2 separate regions of the Mus musculus genome follow, and region 2 is linked to region 1. The links are chromatin loops, found by intact Hi-C in ENCODE. Cell type or tissue: heart. All regions are shown on one strand.

Evidence for each region. Hi-C counts contacts between places; a loop is a spot of excess contacts. Peaks named below come from ENCODE experiments on the same cell type or tissue, not always from the same donor. Only the 100,000 strongest peaks of a DNase experiment are listed, where the experiment ranks them.
Region 2: a loop joins it to region 1, with 7 times the contacts of the local background. A loop is called at or near these places in 10 of 42 quality-filtered maps.

Annotation. Positions count from the first base shown.
Region 1 is chr8:79,291,687-79,299,686 of GRCm38, forward strand. It overlaps Mmaa (methylmalonic aciduria (cobalamin deficiency) type A), which reads right to left and starts at 3,275. Exons shown (of 7, transcript NM_133823.5): 1 at 3,228-3,275. It overlaps Gm4890 (predicted gene 4890), which reads left to right and starts at 3,392. Exons shown (of 2, transcript NR_045823.1): 1 at 3,392-3,821. In heart, CTCF peaks have their summits at 3,135 (motif pointing right) and 6,245 (motif pointing right); DNase peaks (open chromatin) are centred at 3,265 and 6,295; H3K4me3 peaks cover 2,789 bases; H3K27ac peaks cover 2,784 bases.
Region 2 is chr8:78,814,126-78,822,125 of GRCm38, forward strand. Lsm6 (LSM6 homolog, U6 small nuclear RNA and mRNA degradation associated) reads right to left here and starts at 7,027. Exons shown (of 5, transcript NM_001191004.1): 1 at 6,923-7,027; 2 at 5,862-5,960. In heart, no CTCF peak of the experiment used is centred here; a DNase peak (open chromatin) is centred at 7,026; H3K4me3 peaks cover 1,752 bases; H3K27ac peaks cover 2,295 bases.

The sequences.
Region 1 (8,000 bases):
AGATAATAACATTTTAAGTTCACATCTACTTTTCACAAAAGTGACTTATTCTTTCTTCTCCATTATCCACATCTCTCTAATGTTGTAGGTTTCAAGCTGTGTATGCTATAAGACATATATTTACAATACACATGCACGAATGCATGAAACACAAATGTCACTCGATAACATGTATCCCTTTTATAGATAATCCTCCCGAGCACTGTTTCTTCTGGTTTTCTACCGCAGCCTGCAATGAGTACACTGTGAAGTCTGGAAGCCCACAGTCTACCAACGCCACCTCTCACACATTCTCTACTCATCCTCCACGCTATCAGGCATCTCATGCTCATATACTCTCCTTCAAACCTACCTTCAAGGCTCCCCCTGCCTTACCTTAAAAATAAAAATGTTTTCTTCTATGACTGTGCAATGGCACAGTCAATAAATACTTATGCAGAAGCTACCATATGCAGGGCCCTGGGCTAGACCTTGGAATGTACTGGCATATGGGTCAGAAATGACTCCTGGTGGCATCAAGTTTACAATCCAGGCAAGCAGTGATGACATAAATACCTTATATTCCTCCATGAATTCTTGACACCCCCTCCTCCTCAACCTTTGCTTTCCTGCTGTCTCCATTCTGTGTGTACAGACTCCAGAGGCAGCTACGCTCTTTCCCAGAGTGGCTGTCACCATAGTCTTTCCATGTGGGACATGCTCTTTCTCATTATCTCACAAAACCCTCTTCATCCTCCAGGAACCATAGTGTGATTACTCCCCCAGCCTGACAACCCTCATCACAATGTACAGTGGTAACTTTTAAGATGGCAGTCTACTATAAACCATGGGTGCTCTGTATCTATAGCTCGTTCGCAGAATCAAAGAATATATGTAATAATTTTACGTTAGTCCATAACTCCATTACACTGACTGCTAATTGATATTTTGAAAGCAGAACACTTGTAAATGTGTGTTTTTCCTTTAAAAGTCTGATCCATACCCACTTTTCTGCATTGGGAGTTTGCTCAGCAGCAGGGCCTGACTTGGGATATTTGTCTTGGAACTGAGCAAGTGAATATTCTTAATGTCAGTAATTACCATGACAAGAAAAGGCATTTTAAACCCAATCAGTGTCTATGATATAGTACAATACACACAGGCCACACAATCACCCGGTGTGTAACTGATTTTGATTTGGAAACTATGTTGTCAGATACCACTAGCCTGCTTATCATCTCCACCCCTGCTCAAAGCTTCACCTCTCCCTTTCAAGTTTTAAAATGGTTTTACAGAGTGGTTAAGGTGGTCGCTGATAAGTGAGGGTAACACAGAACACACTCACTGCCTCGGGAGGGCTTCTCTGAGGTTCCTGTCTACTTTATCTTTCACTATTTCCAGAAAGAGTCACATGTCCAAATTTCTACTCTGAGGTCAATTTGTGCTGGGACCCTCTCACCATTAAATGTTGTTATTCATTGCTCTGGAAATCTGCAGCATTAGTGAGACTAGCACTGGTAACTGAGCCCTCTTATGGTCTCAGGCTCTTCTTGTGCAAATATAAGCAGGCCAGGGGAATAGCAAGTGTGAATAATGGCTGTGCACTCGGGCAGGACCTGGTGCCAAGTTCGTGCTGATCAAGAATGAGAAACACTGCCCTTCTCCACTCTTTCTCCAGTGCCCTTGGACTGCTCAGTAAGATCCATCTTGGAACATGAATCTAGCTTCTTCTGTTCAAATTCCTCCGCGTCCTAGCACAGTGATCTCCCAAACCAGACCAGGAGTACCTGTGAGAGGGAACGCTCAGGCCCCACTCCAGGCATTCTGACTAGGGGAGTGGGCCCCCACTGCAAGCATTCTTAAGCCTTCTGTGTGACACTGATGCCCTAGAACCAAGTCCAATAGTCTGTTTCTGCTGCACAATTTTCTCATACTCTCCTTTCAGACCTCCTTCCTCTAAGGAGACTTGGTCTTCCAAACCTAGTACTTACTTTCCCAATTTCCCACATTCCAGATTTAACTGGTCTCATCTTTCCTCTTCTACAACATTTCTCCTCTGCTTAAATCCACTCTTCTCTTAAATCCTCTCCTGATGATCCTGGCTTTGGGGAAATCTTTCTTCTCTAAATCAAATTATTCTGAATACTAACTTAGGTGATACCCGGCTCACAGAGGGTGCTTGTTAACTCAACCCAACACCAATCACATTAAAACCAACGGGAGGATCACATAAAAATATAGATACTTGTTCCTTATTCCAGAAAACTCAGATCTCTGTAGAAGACCCGTGGCAATGAATGATTTTAAAGCACTGATTTTAAAGCAATGTTCAACACCTTTCTTACATACAGCAAGACTAAATGTCTACTTTTCCCACATGACATCAATCAGCTGGGGCAAATTCCAACCATTCACTTGCTCCATCCATTCCAAATATATTCTTATGACACCCTCACATTTTGTAATCACCATTTACGTTCCTCATGATTATATAACTTTCCATGTTTATAGTCTCTAATAGGAAACAAAGCCTTAAAAGAACCATCCTAATAAAAATACTATTTCCTTGAATATATTTACTTCGTCAAAGAACTTTCGAGACATTGTAGATAACCCTCCAAACGTTTTGTTTCTCCTGGAAATTGGTTTTCTACTAGCTTAGCCACTTTTTATAGTTTCTTTGTTCTCCAAAATATATGCAAGGGAACTGTTAAGAAAGGCGACAGTAAGAAACCCTTTTCTTAGGCTCTCCTTCATTTTTCAAATGAGAAACATATCTGAAGTTGGCATGTCTTCTGTGGAACGCTACCGGCGCGGTCGCGACGGTGTTTGGCAACCCAGACACCGCTTTGTGACTCCCAGTGAACCCTGCTTTATAACCTGCAAATCTGTATTCCTTCCCCTCTGAGGGGTCTGCTGCTCCCTTCCGCAGGCGGAGCTCCTTAGCACTGAACAGCCTCCGGGCCTGGCTCCTTCCGCGCTGCCCGAGACGAGCTCACAAACCGGCCCACGAGAACCTGACAGCAGCGACTGCGACGCCTTTCTTATGTAAGGAAAAAGCGCTCAGTCCCTTCCAGTCCTTCCTGCAGGCCCCACCACATCCACCCCGCCCCCGACTCAGCCACATCCTCCTCGGCTGCCCCCCGCGAGCCTCCAGGGGGCGCCCCCGACAGCGGGGCTGACCCCGGGCGGAGGACGCACCGCGGCCCCGACTCCTGGCCTCCGCGCGCACCGGGCCCCACACTCACCCTCGCGAGGCCGCGCAGCAGAGCACCGCCCCTTCCGCCCACTGCTCCCGCCCTGCTCGCTCCTTCCGCCGCCGGCGGCACGCAGGCGTAACGCGACGCCCCGCGCAGGCGCAGTCGCTTAGCGAAGGCTGTCCCGCGGCGGGCGCAGGCGCGGGTGGCGGGGTGTGCTTGGGCGGGAAGTGGGTGGTGAGGGCCGCTCTGGGCTCAGCGTTCCCCACCTGGAATGCGTCCTGGCTTCGGCTGGCCCGGCCCAACCCTCAGCGGCCGCGGTGCCCAGGCCCACTCCTTCCGCGCCTGGAAACGTGAGACGGGTCACTGAGGACGACGTAGGCAAACTTTGCAGAGCACGTTGCCACCTGTTGGAGTAGCCGCTCCAGCCCCAGTCGAAATGCACGGCCGAACAATGGCAGTTCTGAGTGGCTCAGGGGCCCACACTTTCTTTAAAACCGATGCACTCGTAGTAATATTTCTTATGCCCCACATCCAGAGGCCTGTGCTCACCACCTCAGCAGTGCCCGGGGAGGTTCGCCAGGCGTGGGCAGGCTCTCCCTTGAAAGCACCTGACCTGGTTCTACCTTGCACTGGGGCTGAATGGTAATTAATTTTTTTATTTGTGTTTTTGAGATAAGGTCTCTCTGGCCGACCTGGAACTCCCTAAAACCATGCTGGTTTACATACTACCTGGCTCTGCCTCACAAATGCTGGGGTTAAAGGTGGGCCCCACCGCGCCACACTGTAGCTAATTTAAAAAAAAAAAAATTACTGAAGTCATGAGACCTACAAATTTCAGGCAGTCCAGAAGGAAAGTGTGTGGAGACAGAGAAAGGTACGATAGTACGTTAAAAACAGGCAGCTTAAACAGCAGCGGTAAGTGCTCCTTTAACTCGTCCACCGTAAGTTTTAAATGTTTAAAAGCAAAGTTGTTGGGACTGGAGCTATGGCTCAGAGATTAACATTAACGTAAGAACATATTGGCTGCTCTTCAAAGGAGCCAGATTGGGTTCCCAGTGCCCACAGGGAGGTTCACAGCCATCCAGTTCCAAAGAAATCACTGCCCTCCTCTGGCCTCTGAGAACACCAGGCACACATGTAGAGCACATTCCTACTTGTAGATACATAAAAATATTTTTGAAAATTAAAAACCAGTGAAACTTTGTACCTAGCAATTATTAAAACATTTACAAAGAAGAAATACAAAATTCATGATACAGTAGTTTTCTTACAATCTGACCTTAACAAATGCTGCACCATGTCTAAGAGCACTGGGAAGGGTTTGGAAATGACCTCGTTATTACAAATATCATATTTAAGTCCATATATTAAGGCTTGGGAATTCACCAACCAACTTACGTAATGCATATAATCTTTTGGTTACTGCTCAGCGCTGTTTGCCATGGTATGTATAAGACTTGTGAGTCTTTGTAATCTGTCAGTTGTGACTTTTTAAATTTTCATTTCAACAAATTTGAGTAGCTGCCAGATACTGTTCAGGCTCCTGGAACGCCTGAGGCTGGCATGCTCAGTCCCTTTACAGCATGGCATCATATTTGCATATAACCTATTTCCATCTTTAATGTGTTTAAAGAACAGGGAGCCAGAGCAGGTGCTATAAGCCTCAGAGAATTGGAAATCACATCAGCTAGGCAACAGAGGGTCAGAATATGGATACTAATCAGATATGCCTTTGTTTCCTTCAAGGGAATTACATGGGAATCTCTTATTGTAATGCATGAACAGAGTAAGTACAGTCATCTATTTGTTTTCTATTACTGCCATAAAAGTTGGTACAAACTTAGCAATTTAAAAGAACAGAAATGTACTGTTTTCTGTAGGTCAGGGTGCAACTAACCCCCTGTGCTGAAGTCAGCTTGTCAGAGGACTTCATTCCTTTCTAGAATCTCAGAGAGAAGAGTGTTAGTTTGTTCTTTCTAGCTTCTAGAAGCCCCTGAGGTGCCTTGGTCTGTAGCCCCTTTCCTCTCCTTTCAAAGGCAGTAGCATCAGTAAAGAGGTCTTTAGTTTTTAGGATTGGTGTAACAAAATTGGGCCCACTTAGGATAATCTCACCATAGCAAGGTCCTTAATCATAGCTCCCACGTTCCTTTGCGTTTTGTAAGAAAATATATTCACAGGCTCTGGTGATGAAAGTGTGGAAATCTGTATTGGGGGAAGCTTTCCCTACCACACCTCTGGCCCCCAAAGAGTCATAATGTTCTTATGCAAAATTCATTCAGTCCTTGTTCCCAGAGGAACTGCATAGTTTCAAAGCATTACAACATCTAAGTCTAAAAAGATTAAATCATGTAAAATTTCTAAATTCAATAAGGGTGAGACTCTGGGTTTCTATCCAGGGCAAAATTATTTCCCATCTGGACCTAAGTGACTAGAAAATAAATTCTCTGCTCCCAAAGTACAAAAATAGTCATTGGAATAAGAGACAGAATTATAAGATGGTTAAAACTATCTCCTATAAAAAAGAGAAGCCAGAGTGGGGAAGCAACAGTCCCAAACAGCCTCAAATCCACCCCAGCAGTCTCCACTCAAAGTCAGGGCTACACCTCTCCTCCGTTCAAATAAGAATGTGATGGCCTTAAGGGTCATTACTCTGCCTCCAACAACCATTGCTATATTCTTTGAATTGACTGTTTTCCTACGTATCTGTATATTTGTCTTACCCACTTCATCTCTCCATTAGCCCACATCAAATGGCTAGTTACCATTAGTTACCTTTAAGTAGACACTTGATCAGTACTTTTGAAGTGCAGCATTTTAAGAAACTGCATTGTAAACCACTTCATGGGAAGTGCAAATATGCCATCTAGTTTCTGTGGAAGGGAAAGAATGCATCTCCGTTTTGTATTCAGGTCACATCTTCTCTGCAGCTAATTTACCCTAAAATCGTTCATTTCTTTCAGGCCCAAAGGCGTTTTTTTCTGGTCATTTCTATGGAATAGGCAACAATGTACATCCAAGGTTATCCTTGTGAAACCTTTTAAGGATGCTGGAAGCCCAGCTCTGCCTCCCAGCAGGTGGCAGCAGATGAGTGCTTAGCACAGGGCACTGACTTCACCCTGGTCCCCAGCCTGGTTAATGTGGTGCTGACCTTCCTTAGGGAGAAGAGCAGAGAGAATCTGGAAGCCGCCCACCTGGCAGTGTATCAGCATGTTGCCTGGTGGGGGAAGCATACTTAAATTACATAGCTAAATTTTATTGTTCATATTCTTTCTCATTTTATCTTTTCCTTTCAACTAACTGTGTTAAGGCATTTTATGTGGAACTTTTGCTGTATTTATGAGTCATGTTGGTCTGTGACTTATTTTCTAATGTCTGTCAGCAGTTTTTCTAAGACTAATGTCATTGTGCTTGCTGTCTAAGCTTATAAGATTGACATGTGTGTTAACGTACATTCCCCTGGTGTTGCCGTAGTTGAACACACTGTCCATAACCATCAATACATTAATATCCATCAGCATTAGCTAGGAATACATGCAGTGTAGCTCAAGTATTCTTATAGACAAACATGTATTTTAAGCCTTTATTGAAAAAGTCGAAGGAAAAGGTTAAAGCATCTAAGACAGGGCCAGCAAACTGTGGGGCATGGGACAAGTTAGTGTCTAGCCTAACTTTTGTGCATTGGAAAATCCTGGGGAAGTTCCTAGAGGAATAAGGATAAAGAGAGAAACTCACCATATCTGGGGGAACTGATCACTTCTCTACAGGCATAAGACAGGAAGCTTTGGTGGACCCAGGGCCAGGGCATGATGGCAGTGCCTGGGCCATATTTGGTTGTCACAGTCAGAGGTATTGTTACTAATGGAGCTGTTAAAGCCAGGGAGGCGGGTAAGCATCCTGCCATGCACACAGACATGTCCCTCAGCTTCGCTGACCTCCAAGATTACTCATCCTAAGGTTGACAATTGCTAGTTAAAACTGTCAAAGAAGAATAGTACAAATTAATTTAGACCAATAAAGTCAGATCACAATAAATGAATAAATTCATTCTAAACCAAAACTCTCTGAAGAGGAAATAGAAATTTTGAGTTAATAATTTAAAAATATTTTACAAAAACCCTCTAGACTCAAGATGGTTTCGCTGATGAAATATGTAAATATATAAAGACCATGTGATGTTAGTTATACATAAACTGGGAGAATGAGGGAGTAATGACAGCATAATCTTATAAAACCTGAGGTGTCAGAAGCAGTCATCAGCAAGTAGCATTGGAGATGCAGATGGAGAATCCTTGTACAAAATACCAGCAGATTGTCACAGCAAAATAAGAAAAAAATACAACCGTCAAATGGGGTTTATTCCAGAATGTAACTTTCACCCAACATAAATAAATCAAGCGCCTGATGGCACAGGCCTGTAATTCAAGCTTCTCTGGAGGCTAAGGTAGGGTCACAGACTCAAAGCCTGCCTAGGCCAGCTGAAGTCCAGTCAGAGACAGAAAGACAGACACCCCAGCAATAATGAACCCACTCTGGATTTCTAACCCATCATGAAAACAACTAAAACGGTAGGGGGGGGGGCTTTATTACTGCTGTCTGTGAATGACCAGGGGCCACCAGCATACTTATTGATAAATCTGTCCTAGGCCTGAATGAAATGAGGCCATCTCCTTACACAACTGCTGTTGGGCTTTGTTCCAGGGTCTCACAAGTCTTCCAGAGACAAAAATTAGAAGAGAGTTAAGGTTGTCCCTGTTTGTACAGTCTCATAATTCTGCTGGAATTAATGCTAGGTCATAGGTGAAGTTTGAACAGTATATAAAA
Region 2 (8,000 bases), 480 kb before region 1:
AGCTCTGTTCCCCATTTTTAAATAGGGTTATTTGGTTCTCTGGAGTCTAACTTCTTGAGTTCTTTGTATATATTGGTTATTAGCCCTCTATCGGATGTAGGGTTGGTAAAGATCTTTTCCCAATCTGTGGTTGCTGTTTTGTCCTATTGCTTTGCAATTTTATGAGGTCCCATTTGTCGACTGTTGATCTTAGAGCACAAGCCATTGGTGTTCTGTTCAGGAATGTCTCCCCTGTGCTCACGTGTTCGAGGCTTTCCCCCACTTTCTCTTCTATTAGATTCAGGGTTTTCCACTGAACCAAAAGCTTACTGGTTTGGCTAGACTGGGTGGGCAAGGAGCCCTCCAGCGCCCGCCCTCGTCTGTCTGTCTGTCTCTGATCTCCAGTGCTAGAGTTATAGGGCCCTTGACGGCTTGACTAGGGATGACCCCATAGACTCACGTGTTTGAATGCTTGGCCAAAGCAAGTGGTACTATTAGGAGGTGCGGCCTTGTTAGAGGAAGTGTGTCACTGGGGGGGGGGGGGCTGAGGGGGGCTGAGGTCTTAAATTCTTGTGTGAATTCCTGGCTATCTGCAGAACAAGATGAAAAACTCTCAGCTCCTCCATCACTATATCTGCCTGGATGCTGCCATGCTTCCTGCCATGATGATAATGGACTAAACCTCAGAAACTAGAAGCCAGTTCTAATTAAATGTTTTCTTTGATAAGAGTCGCCTTGGTCATGGTGTCTCCTCACAGCAATGACACCCTAGTTAAGACAGGCATGCTGTCATACCAGGCTTTTCACAAGGGTGCAGGTCCGGGACCTGAGGTCTTTATGCTTACTCAGCAAACCCTTTTCTGGCAGCCACCTCCCTAGCCCTAGCAGGTACTGCTTTATCCTCAGTTTACAGGTAGCTAAACACCCACTCAAAGCCAGAGAGTTAAGTTAGATTTTGAATTGTTCAGTTACAATTATGGCAGGAGTGCTCTAAGTAACAAGGGGAAAAGTCTTGAAAATTCATTTCTAAGAGTCAAACACAGAACAGAATTGCATACCCAAATTTACTGGACCAGGAATATCAAAGTTGGCCATCATATCTTACAAACTTTACTTGTGCAATAGCTACCTCTCAAAAATATTCAGTAAATAAAGAAAAATACTAGTCACTCAAGCAAAAATTATAGAGACTAGAAACTGGTTTTTGTTTCAGTGAAGTTCAGTGACCTCTTATGTAGCATGAGACTTAAAAGCTGGTATAGACATATTATTTTAAACACTCACTGCTCCTCCAATTCTACATTTTTGTTTTCAATAAAACTACACTTTCTCTATAGATAGTACTGCTGACTTCCCCCCAGTGTCCGCCCGGCCCACTCGGTGCTGCGAAGCTGCTCCCCAGTCCCATGCATGCAGGCTTAGCCACTTGGTGAAGCTGGAATGCCATGCGGCAGATTTTTCATCAGTTCAACAAAAGTGTAAAGGTACAGACTGTGCAAGGCAACGTAAGGATACATGCCAGAGTTTTACCTTAGGAACAGAGACTCCAGAAGTTAAGCACTCTCTTAGGAGGCATGAACAAATCAAAGGGACAATAATCTAAGGAAAACAATTCTCTTTACCCAAGAAGCCAAGTACTCAGGTAATCCTGGGCCATTCACAGCTGATACCCGCAAGCCTTCAAAGATTAAAGAAAGAAATTCATCAACTGATTATTTTGCTCAGCAAATGTCAATGTTTCCACTGAGCTGCCAGTTCATGTCTTAGCTCTGCAATCTTAATTAAGAGCTGAAATTACAACTGCCACTGGCTACACAACAATTTTATTTATGTTGTTTTGAGTTTATAGAGAAAATGGTAACTACTGTGACAGGTTCAGTACTTTTTCATGAGTTTAGTATAAACAAATCTTCTGCTCACCTCTAAGCCACACATCCGTATTGTGTACACATGCTGCTTGTTCTACAGCTAAACACTGCTACAGACACTATTAACCTTGAAGGCCCAGAGTCCTCTCGAGTCCAACCAGAGGCTAAATCCCACGACTCCAGTTCCTTCATGTACAATCAGAAATACAAAGAGCATCTATTTTGCATTAAAAATCAAACCCCAAAACAAAACCTAGTATGAGAGGAAAGCTGGTTTGGTGGGTAAGGGCCTATTGTTTCAGTGTGAGACCCTGGGTTTGGCTCCACAGGACCATTAGAAGGTAGGTGCCCGGAGACACACCTGTAACTCTGGCACTAGGGGCACCAACAGGAGGCCCCAGGGGACTTGCTAACTAGCCTCGCCTAGCCAAAACACTGAGCTCCAGCTTCCCTGAGAGGTCACGTGAGGAGCTTTGTAGAGCCCATTAAAGTCAACCCCTGGCCTCCAAATGGAATGTATACACACATACCGCTAACCCCAGGCACACACTCTCATATTCTAAGTAAAATCCATGTTTTTGAAAACAAAGTTCATAGTAAATGTAGGAAATTTTTTCAGCTTAATACTGCATGTTAACTGGGGGAAGAAAGGGAAACTTATTTAAAGGTAAGTCCCTGTAGTGTCCTATTCCATAGAGAAAAGTCAGGGTAAGCAGATGCAGACTCTACTTACAGTGTTGTTCAGATACTTAAACAAGGTTAAAAGATGAATGCAAACACATTGGCCTTTGAAACTATATGTTATAACATATGTACACACATACTGACCACATGTGGATTGATTGTGCATTTCTCTACACTAAAAAGTCTACAATTGAATCAGAGAGATTGCTCAGTGGTTGATATGGACTTCTCTTACAGAGGACCCAGGTTTGATTCCCAGAACTTACCCAGGTGACACACAACTGCTTGTAACTTCAGTTCCAGGGAATGCAACATCCTTCGACCTCAAAATGTAGGGATTATTAATTTCACCTCTACCTATACCATTTATGCTTTAGGACGAAAAAAGTGGTGAAAAAAAACCTATAAACTAGGCTTGACAGTACTCAGTGCTTTAAAACTGTTAACTGTCTGTACCCTTCTCTCTGTTAAGCTTGGTCTTTATTTCAGTTAACATCCACCTCTTCCGAGGGCAATTCACACTTCATGGAGGGCTTACTAAGCCTCCATTGCAGGGAAGACGTGGTTTGGGTCCCTGGCACTTCCTCTCCAGAGAGAGAAACACACCAGTATCGACATATCTCACAAAGGCTGCATGACTGGGATGGAATTATGTACAGAGGGCTACCAAGACAAGACTGAGCCCAGACATGGCACATCAGAGGAGGGTTTCTGAACCCTTGAGCCAAGTTGGACATAGGCCACCAGCCTTATTTAGCAAGGGCACTGAGTCTCTGGCTTTGAAAGTACAATCTACCCTGCAAAAGGAGACAGGTGGCTGTAGGAGTGCAGGGCCACTTTCGCCCCTGGGTGAGAGACCAAGATTTCTGGGTTAGCCTCCCCAGGGTCAATTATCCGATATTAGCTAGCTGGATACCATGGTAGGAGGGCACAGGAAAACCCTACGCAGCAATCTTCTTGGTTCTGCTTCCTATTTAGGTGGCAGAGCCACAGCAATAGCTCTGGACTCCTGCTTCCCTGTGTGTCCACAATCTACACTGTATAGGAAGATAGGCGCTTTGCTCAGAAGACTTCAGGCCACATGAGAGGAGGAGCTGGACGCAAACCCCTCATTTGTTCTCTAGCGTACTTTCTGCTCGGTGGTTTGAAAGGATGCTTTTGAAGTTATATGGAACAAGTATGGTTGACTCAAACTCGATTTATTCATCACACAGGAAGCCAGACCCTTTGCATTAGTCTTCATTAGGCTTCCTTGGTACACCCTGTTACTTAATGACTTGCCCATAAATCCATTTTGTACAAGTAAATTGGTCTTGACACCACAATTTTTTCCATCACTTGGCTCAAGTAATTTTAAGTTTTCATCTTTTAAATTGGATAAGGCAGAAGGAATAGTTCTGACAATTTCTGAAGCAAGAGATAAGACTCTTGAACCATAAACACAAGAAAAAGAGTTCCTTCTGCCAGGGTCACCTTGGCAAAAGTTCTTCCTTCAAAATTAGATACACTCATGTCTACGGCTGCAGCATCACCCTCTCCTGCCTCCTATGCAGGCCCGTGTAAGTAACCTATTTTCATAAGTGCATGGTCATGGCACTCTATTTCCTGAGAGAAGCCACTAAGAGGTCTAGTAAGAGAATATTTGCTCTACAGCAACTTTTTTCATAGTTAAACAATGAAGTAAAGGGAAGGGCACATGCAGTGTGTGTATCAAACTGTATTCACCCAGTGATATATATTAGCCATGTTAGACTCAGTCTCCAAAGAGACTTTAAAAATTCAAGAGGACAAGAAAAATCTCACTTCTCTAGTAGTCTTGGCACCTGAACAGACTGTGTGTGGAAGAGGCATTCAAAGATGGTATCAGAAAGTCCAATCCCTCCCTTACCCGTCTACAACCATAGCTACTAAACAGGCATGGCTACTAAAGCATCATGCACGCACTTCAACAGCTACGAGCCTGCAATTCTTTTCTAACAACCATTAAATACTAAAAGAAAGGAAAACAGAAATGCTTGGTGGTCAGAGCCAAGCCTAGGAAGAAGCCTGGTCACATACAGATTTCTGACACTTACTCAGTGTTTGCTTCTTACTGCATGTTTTTCTCGTTTGTCTTATGTAGTGGGGCGGGGCAGAAGCAGCTGCTCCAGCGTGCATATGATGTCAGAGGTCACCCTTGCGAGGTGTCCAGGTTTGGCCATGAGTGCCCTGACAATTGGGTTACTTAGGCTAACTCCTAAAAGCAAGCTGCTCTCAACCAGAGGTGACTTTTGTGCCTCACCCTGGGGACATTTGAAAATGTCTACAGTCTGTACTGTCACTACAGGAGAGTGGTAACTAGGATCTAGTTTACAGAGGTCAGGGATGTCCCTCAAGACTCTACAGTGTACAGCAGTGGTTCTCAACCTCCCTAATGTGTGAGCCCTTAACACAGTTCCTCATGGTATAGTGAGCCCAACCATAAGGTTAATTTTATTGCTACTGTTATGATTTGTAATGTAAATCTCTGATATGCACATGCAATTCCCGAGGAAGGGTCGCCAGACACCCCCAAAGGGGCTGTGACCTTGGGGTGGGAACTGCTGGCTCAGAGGACAGCACTCTACAACGAAGGACTGAGTGGTGGGAGTGGTTCAACACGTCAGCTGACAGAAATGCTGCCAGGGAGCCCTAGCCACCACCTCGTTCCCTCTCTCTCGGTTTTCTGGCTTAAACACCACGGGATTTTAGGAAAGGCGAGCCTTGGCGTGAGAACCAGATGCTGAGTAGGCAAGCCCCTCTGTGTCTGTGGGTTTAAAGTGTTTACGGATCCAGCCAACCTTGCCTCACCTGGTAAAATGAAGCTGTAATTACTTGTCCAGCGGTCTCTCTGCTACCCAGACACAGACTTTCCCCTTGCTGTACTCCCTAAGCAATACTCTACTGCAACCAGTGACATTAAATGGCACGTTGTGAGTAATCTAGAGATGATGTGAAGGGCACAGGAAGACTGCACAGTTTATATGTAAACACAGAGGAAACCTGAACGTCCATGCACTTTTCGGTACTGGGAGGGATAACAGTAGCACTTATCAGAAGTATCTGATCCCAACACGGGGAAGCTGGAAGCAATCGTCAAAGTCTTGAAAGGGTTGACCTTCAAAAAAATAAATAAATTTCTAGTGCTGAACACAAAAATGTAACTTTTCTATTTTCCAGTCCCTCAATCCAAAAGTAGAAAATAAGCCAGGGAGTTAAAAACAAAACAAAACTTTCTTTAAAGAAGTTCTATTATCTAGTAGGCCACCCTTCAGTGAGAGAAGAGCTGCTGCAGTCGTTAGGGGTACTCACTTGGGAGGCAGGAAACCTGAGTTCTAATCTCTGCTACTTAATTATCTGTGCAGCTTGCGTAACTCATCACCATTTCACCTGTCACGGCCCCAGGCTCATCTGCAAAATAAGGAAGTTAGGCTAGATGGGTACTGGCTGTCTCTTCCTGTTCCAGCATCTGATTAACATGTGCAGTCAGTCAGTCAGTCTGTCTCTCTGTCTGTCTCTGTCTGTCTGTCTGTCTGTCTGTCTCTCTATCTCTCTCTCTCTCTCTCTCTCTCTCTCTCTCTCTCTCTCACACACACACACACAGTCACAGCCTGCAAGTTCAAACTCCCAATAGTAATTCCAAAGTGAGGCTGTGCTTTGCTACTTTAGAACCACAGTAGGCCCTTTCACGGTTTTGAAGAGCCAAATAAATTACTAACACTTTAAGAAAAACCAGTCTCGCAATGTGCAAGAACCATCTATGCTAGTAATTGAAAATTTGAGGAATAGAAGTTAAGGCATCACGATATCGTTCGGGATGCGAAAATGAAGCAAAAAACTCACACCCAAAGACGTCAGCCTGGGAAACAGCTGAATAATTTATGAGATCCACACAATAAAACAGGGGGCCCAAACGAGATCAATGAATTTTAAAATCACAACTTGTCTCATTTTAATGTAAGTATAAAACTAAATACTGGTGTGTGGTTAAAAAACTTGGTGGTCTTAGCTGAAACAGAAACAGGCCCACACAAGAGAAAGGGAGTTGGTGTGCCGAGGCCGTCAGCAAGGACCATTTCCTCCGCTCGTCTGTATTTACTTTCCGTCGCGCAGGGCTCGCGGGTGGAGGAGGGCGCCGAAGTCGCGCGCCACCGTAACCCTGGGCGCTCACCCCAATCGGCGCGAAGCGCGCGCGCCACGGGAGCGCGCCCGGCACCGCGAGCCCGCGTGGCCCAGACCAGCGAGCATCTCCTGGGACGCAGGCCCGGCTCGAGCCGCTCCCCGCCAGCCCGGACCATCCGCGGCCTACGCCAGCCGCTCCCACCCGGAGTGCCTGCCCGCACCCATTCATTCCTCCCAGGCCGCGGGCTCACCTTGCAGCCGGATCCAGAACGCTCACAGGCCGGGCTTCCGCGGACGCGCGCGCCGAAAACCGAAACCGCCCCCGGCAGCGGCTTTCCCATCTCACCCAATCAGCGTCCTCCTTGCCTATGGCGACCCGCGGGGATCAAAAACAGTCAGAACGCGTTAGTGAGCTGGCTTCCAAGACCGGGTTTGTTTAATGGTACCGTCGGCACCCAGCCAGGGCTTGAAGTAAAGGTCCGATATTCTGATATTCTCTCTTTTGCCAGAAAATAGAATACGAAAGCAAAACAACCAACCAAGAGCTAGAAGTGATCTTGTGTGTGTGTGTTTACAGTAAAGAACCTTAAAATATTAAGAAACGGAAACTTACAGTTAAAACGATGGCTGTTGAGCACCCCGAAATAGCCTTAAATAATTTAAAACAAATACAAGTTAAAAGCCTCAAACCCTCAAACTAACTTCTGCATATAAATTAAATGTATGAAGAGATTGTTTCCATGGGAATGCTGAAACAAAAAAATAATTCAAGCAACTCTGAATTATAACGGCATCAATTAGAAAACGTTACAAATTAGTTTAATTGGAAACTGCATGCAGATACTATTTAAGTAGTGTATGGGAACTTGGTTAGGGATACTTCATGAATTCTTAATGCATGCTTTTTATTTATGGAAGAAAAAAAGTCACAGGAAGACAATTTCTTCTACCCCCACGATCTCTTTATATTTTAACTTATATTTTATATTTATATTTTAAATTTTAATTCTGTTTCTGTTGTTTAACATTCAACAAAGTTATAATACCTTCAAACAACAGCTACATAACCCTGATAAGTGTTACAGGATCTAAGATGCAGAATTGTTTTCTGAAACACAAAGTGGATTCCTCCTTTTCTACGTGCCTTTGATTGATATCCTGGACAGTGATCTACCTGCCTTTGGTTGATACCCCAGACAGTGAACAACTGGGTGGAATTTGGAAAAGAACAGGAACATCCTTCTGTCTGTCTGTAAAATTCCAGTTGATGTCAAGACCAAATAATTACAGACATTGATCAAACAGCATTTTAGGCTCTTGAAATATAAA